Linked DNA regions of Homo sapiens: region 1 is linked to region 2. Evidence: read pairs that join two places in POLR2A ChIA-PET (ENCODE). Cell type or tissue: OCI-LY7. All regions are shown on one strand. Links, peaks and the distances in the headings refer to the core of each region. The heading gives the core; the rest is flanking DNA.

The links. ChIA-PET counts read pairs that join two places held together with the same protein. Peaks named below come from ENCODE experiments on the same cell type or tissue, not always from the same donor. Only the 100,000 strongest peaks of a DNase experiment are listed, where the experiment ranks them.
Region 1: POLR2A ChIA-PET joins it to region 2 with 11 read pairs; 2 of 35 experiments call an interaction of 5 or more read pairs at or near these places.

What each region holds. Positions count from the first base shown.
Region 1 is chr10:46,078,809-46,081,722 of GRCh38, forward strand. No RefSeq gene overlaps it. Among named protein-coding and RNA genes, the nearest start is that of MSMB, 34 kb to the left of the region's middle. In OCI-LY7, for the core only: a CTCF peak has its summit at 1,410; a DNase peak (open chromatin) is centred at 1,353; H3K4me3 peaks cover 207 bases; H3K27ac peaks cover 374 bases.
Region 2 is chr10:46,298,486-46,301,399 of GRCh38, forward strand. The region is part of intron 9 of ANTXRL (ANTXR like); the gene reads left to right. Among named protein-coding and RNA genes, the nearest start is that of ANTXRL, 13 kb to the left of the region's middle. RefSeq lists an enhancer at 1,470-2,048. In OCI-LY7, for the core only: no CTCF peak of the experiment used is centred there; DNase peaks (open chromatin) are centred at 686 and 1,566; H3K4me3 peaks cover 1,567 bases; H3K27ac peaks cover 1,802 bases.

The DNA of each region.
Region 1 (2,914 bases), core at 181-2,680, 220 kb before region 2:
ATCCCTCAGCCTTCCAAGTAGCTGGGACTACAGGCGCGTGCCACCATGCCTGGCTAATTTTTTTTTTTTTTTTTTTTTGTATTTTTAGTACAGACAGGGTTTCACCGTGTTAGCCAGGATGGTCTCAATCTCCTGATCTTGTGATCCGCCCGCCTCGGCTTCCCAAAGTGCTAGGATTACAGGCGTGAGCCACTGCACCCCGCCGGAAGCATAACTTTTCAACGTTTGTGCAGATAACACCCTGAGGGGCCTGGCCCATGACTACAGAGGAAGATCATCTATGATTGAAATAATTAAAAGACCGGAGTTCCCTGCTAACTTTGAATATGATTTGGCCAAGTGCCGGGTCCTAGAGAAAACAAGAGCCCATCAGCAGGCAGGTCTTTATGGGGAAAAGGTGCCCCTCCTTGTGCTCTCTATAAAGACAGGGAGCCTTAGCTGGTGGACTTGTCAAGGGATGAGTTCTCCAAAAGCAACCAGTGAGATGGAGTTTGAGGCGCATGATACTTATTAGAGATCCACACCTAGGAAGGGAAGGAGGAAAAACTGATGGGGCAGAGGAAAAAACTGAACTGTGTTGTGGGCCCAGCACAGCCTCAGTCTACCTGGAGGGCACCCTGGAGCAACGGTGTTCATCAAGAGTGTCCACTTCAGGCCGGGCACGGTGGCTCAGGCCTGTAATCTCAGCACTTTGGGAGGCCAAGGCGGGCAGATCACGAGGTCAGGAGATCGAGACCATCCCGGCTGACACGGTGAAACACCATCTCTACTAAAAATACAAAAAATTAGCCAGGTGTGGTGGCGGGCGCCTGTAGTCCCAGCTGCTCTGGAGGCTGAGGCGGGAGAATGGCGTGAACCCGGGAGGCGGAGCTTGCAGTGAGCCAAGATCGCGCCACTGCACTCCAGCCTGGGGGGCAGAGCGAGACTCTGTCTCAAAAAAAAAGAGTGTCCTGTTCAGACTGGAATATTGGGGCCTGTGTATCCTGCTTCACCCAGTCACTGGATGAGGCTGCCCCAAGACGGCAGCAACCTTGGGTGACCCAAGATCACCCCACAGACCAAGGACCCCCAAAGAGCCAAAAGCTAGAGGCCACCCATTGACTGCAAGCCCTGCAGCTAGGCTTCACATCCTCCTTGGTGGGGAAGATGGAGGAAGGGGTGAGTCGGGCAACTCCATGTCTTCCACAGTCTTCTACCTAGGTTCTTCCAAGCTCCCCATAGCATCATCCTCTTAGGCAACATCTTTTACTAAATATTGCATTAGATACTAATGGCATCGGTCCCATATCCCTTCAGCCCTCCCTGTTTTATCTGCAGCTGTGGTTGACAGTTTTTGTGCAAGCTAACAGCTTCTCCTTTTTGCCACTGGGGTCAGTTAACTTTCAGTTACAGACAAACCTGTTTAAAACACAAACAGGCATATACCTCTTAGAAGAGAACAAAAATGTTGCCTTTTCAGATCTCAGACTTTAAGAAATTTTGGAACCAGGAATTGACAAACAGTGCTTGGAATTCAAGGAATGAACTGACCCTAGGCACTTCTAAAATAAATTCCAGCTCAGTAGAAACAATAATTTGAACTTGCATTTCCCATGAGCAAACTTTCATGATCCTGTAGCTATAACACGACTGGATGGTGAGAATGTAACCACTGCTGGTATCATCCCAACTTGTCAGCCCACAGTGTTAGCCTTTGGGCTTCCTGGGATATCTGAGTGGCAAGTTACCCATGAAATACATTAGGCAAACAGGATTCGATGAAAGGAGGAGGAAATTATTCCTACACATTGGATGTTTATATTTTAGATCTAAATTGCAGCAGGTACATATTGGTTCTTTCCTTAATCATTGGCTTATGTTGAAGTTCACATTAATAATGGAATGTTTCCTTTATAAAGAAAGACAACCCTGCTGATTTCCTGCTGTAGGACAGGCTATCCTGGAACTGGTGTAGGCTGGGCAGTTGTCTACACCCAACCCTGATCCTCTTAGTGCCATCCTTCAGATGTTAGGCCAGCACCTTCAACTACAAATTAGGCAAAGCTAAGAGACATATATGATTAATTTCATATATTAATTTTATATATTCCTATATTAATTTCCCAAAAATATTTTAAACAAAGGTTATACAATGAAGCTAATCAAATAGAAGTGGCAAATCAAGATAAGGAAAGAAAACCCAAGAATTCATGGGAGCAAAAGGGCTGTTGTAACTGCATCAGAATGTGGGCATGAGGTTCCTAGTTTCCAGAGCAGTAAAAACAAAACAAACAGCAACAGCAACAAAAACAAACCCACATAAAACCACCAAGTTACGCAGTTCTCATCAGAAAGAGGAAAGCATTCCAGATTCTTAGCAGAGATGCATTTTCCCTCCCAAATTTCTAAAATTTAAACATAACAAATTTGTTTTTTATTTTTTTATTTTAAGTTCTGAGATACATGTGCAGAACGTGCAGGTTCATTACAGAGGTATACGTGTGCCATGGTGGCTTGGTGCATCTATCAACCTGTCACCTAAGTTTTAAGCCTCGCATGCGTTAGCCATTTTCCCTGATGCTCTCCCTCTCCTCGCCCCTGCTTCGACAGGCCCCTGTGTGTGTCGTTCCTCTCCTTGTGTCCATGTGTTCTCATTGTTCAGCTCTCACTTATGAATGAGAATATGCAGTGTTTGGTTTTCTGTTCCTGTGTTAGTTTGCTGGGGATGATGGCTTCCAGCTATATCCATGTCCCTGCAAAGGACATGATCTCATTTATTTTTGTGGCTGCATAATATTCCATGGTGTATATGTACCACATTTTCTTTATCCAGTCTATCATTGATGGCATTTGGGTTGGTTCCATGTCTTTGCTATTGTGAATAGTGCTGCAATAAACATGCATGTGCATGAACCTTTATAATAGAATGATTTAT
Region 2 (2,914 bases), core at 215-2,714:
GGGGGTGTGAGTGTACGTAGGGAGCATATATGCGTGTGTGTGTGTGGTGTATGTGCACTGTGTGTGTCTGGCATGAGTGGGGGTCTTGTGGGAGTGTGTGGGAAGGTTGCCTGGTGTGTGGAAGGCTGCTGGTGTGTGGGAAGGGTGTCTGGTGTGCAGGTATGTGGTGTCCAGTGTGTGTTTGTGTCGTATGGGGAGTTGGGAGTGTGTTGCTGATGTGTGTGGTGTGTGTATGGGATGTGTGGTGTGTCTTTGGTATTTTTGGTGTATGTGTGTTTGCTATTTATGTGTGTGTGTGGTGTGTGGGTGTGTGTACTTCGGGTGTGTGGTGTGTGGTGTGATGTGTGTGGTATGGGGTGGGTTGAGTGTGTTTGTGGTCCAGTGTGCATGGGTCGGTGGGAGTGGACATGTGGCCCACATGGATGTGAATGTGTCTATTGGTGTGGGGGCAATATGCGGGGGTGGTGGTGTGAGTACCTTTGTACAATTAGTGTGTTGTAACCTCACAACGGTAAGTTTAACTCTAAAGCAAGAAAAGACATGTGTGAGAAGCTCTCAGGGAAACACCAGCAAATGGCATGGAGTAGCAGCTAACCCAGACCACAGGGCAGGAGCAGCCAGGGCTCCTCCCAGGAAGGCCAGGCAGGTGCAGGAGCTGAAATGTCTGTGTAATTTACCACATCAACAAAATAGGAAACAGGAACCAAGCGGTTATCTCAGGGGATGAAGAACAAGAAGTAGGGGTGTCAACATCCCACAGCACCCTATGAGCAGAAGGAAACTTCCATAGCCCGACAAAGTCGTCCACACAAACACCCTCAGCTCACCTCAATCCCACAGGATCAATCCCAGTGCCTGTCCATGCTGTCTGAGACGTAGCGAGGATGCCCTCTTGTCAGCTGGGGTCCCAGTATGGGTTGTGACAGTCCTGTGTGGGCCTCTGTGATGCCTCTGTCTGTCCTGAGCTCTTTCTGTGTAGGCTGGGGGTCTGCATGGCCGGCAGTTGCACAACTGCGGCTGCTGGAGTTGAAGGGAGCCCTGGGTGTCCTCCCTTCATCACGAGAGGACATTACTAGGCCCTTAGCAAGACCACGAGGCATCCAGCAGCTGGGCTCTGGCCTCCCTGTTCCTCACTGCAGGGTGTCCTGGCGGTAGGCTGTGGGGACAGACACACCGTATATGTCTGAGCTCTGCTCTCCATGGGCACACGACCAGGAGCAAATTGTCCAATGTCAGTGAGCTCCAGAAGTGCCTCCCATGAACAGAAAAGACGCTGTCAGGCCTCTCGTGAGTCCAAAGGCACTGGGCTGTGCAGGGACTGGCACAGGGCTGGGAGCTGGCAGGTCCCTGAAACAGGAGCTACGCTGACACTTCCATGATTGGTCCTGGGCTCTGTCCCCGACCCCGCCTCTCCCCCATGCAGAGCTGAGGGCAGGGGTGGAGTAGAGAGGGCTCTCCTCCCCCTCGGGGTCTCTTTCTGTTCCTCCTGATTTAAAGCGGCTCAGCCGTGCAGCCAGTGTGACAGCTGTGCTCCTCTGATGATGTCCCCTGGACACGCACAGCCTGTGGCGTCTGAGCAGCCCTGTCAACCCCAGGTGAGGATGTGAGTCTTCACTCCTCCCTGGAGGCAGCTGAGTCGAGGTGGCAGGTGCCCTCTGCCCACCAGCTCGGCCTTCTGCCTCTGCTCACGTGGCCCGGCAGTCACAGCCCTGATCTGTCAGCTGTCGGCTGAGTTGTGCAAAGCTGCCCCACATGGAGGGTGACAGTCACAGGAGGGAAAGGGCAAGGCAGGAGCCTGAAACCCAAATGCAACAGAATGAGCCCTCTCAGCAGGCTGCCACTGAGAAGCCAGGAGGTCTCCAGGGAGCCCAGGAAGGAGGCCAGGGAGGGAGGCATGCAGCCCAGACTCCCCCTGTTTAGCCCTGGGCCTCCTATCCAGCCTGGGAGAGGCCTCTGGTGGCCTCACCGCTCAAGGCCCATCCTGAGCCCATCCCCCACACATGGCTGGAGGGTTTTGACAGGCATCTCCCTCTCCAGCCTGGCAGGAGTCTGAGGCTCTTAGCAGAACCCCCAGGCCCTCCAGGGTCCACTTCCTGTTCTGGGCGCCCTGTGCAGAGGTGGGACCAGGTGGAGCACAGGCACTCTGCAAGCCTTGCCTCACCTTGAAGGGCCGAGCCCACCTGTCCTTCACAGCCCTGTTCAAAGGGCACCTCATCCTGGAAGCCTTCCCTGATGACCAGCCCCTCTGACTCCCTGCAGCCCAAGGGCTTGGTCTGTCCCTCTCATCAGTCACTTGTCACCCAGGGTGTATCATGACTTCTGGTTGTCTATGTCTAAGCATAATTTTCTTATTTAGTTCTTTGGTTTTCTTCCACCCTTTTATTGTTGAAATTTTCAAACCTGTAGGTGAGTGGAAAGGATTGTACAATGAACACAAACACATCTCTATCCACCACTGGGATTTTACAATGAATGTTTGGCCATGTTCCTTTATCTCTCCCACCCCCCCTCTCTCTTCATCCATCCACCTTGAAAAAAAAAAAATGCTTGCTTGCAATACATAGTCCTAACACAGCCCAGAATGTAATTTGCAATTATCCTGTCCATGGAGCTTTGGGGCAGCACTCAGCCCTGCTTAGAGTGGCCAAGTTGGGCTGACCAAGGGGCGCAGGCCACAGGCCCAGTTGCTCCCTCCCGGGCACACACTGAGCCTAGTGTCTGGCTGGCCAGGGCTTTTTGGAAGCCTGAGTGGGGAAGAAGTTGCCTGGCAGCATCAGATTTGGAAGCAGCTGCTGTCAGCCTTAGCTGTGGGAGAGGACCCCAGGCTTGCCCTGAGGGGCCCATGTCTAGTTGCTCAGAACAGGGCACCAAGTTGGCATTTCCTGCTGTCTCTCACAGCCTCAGTGCCCCCACC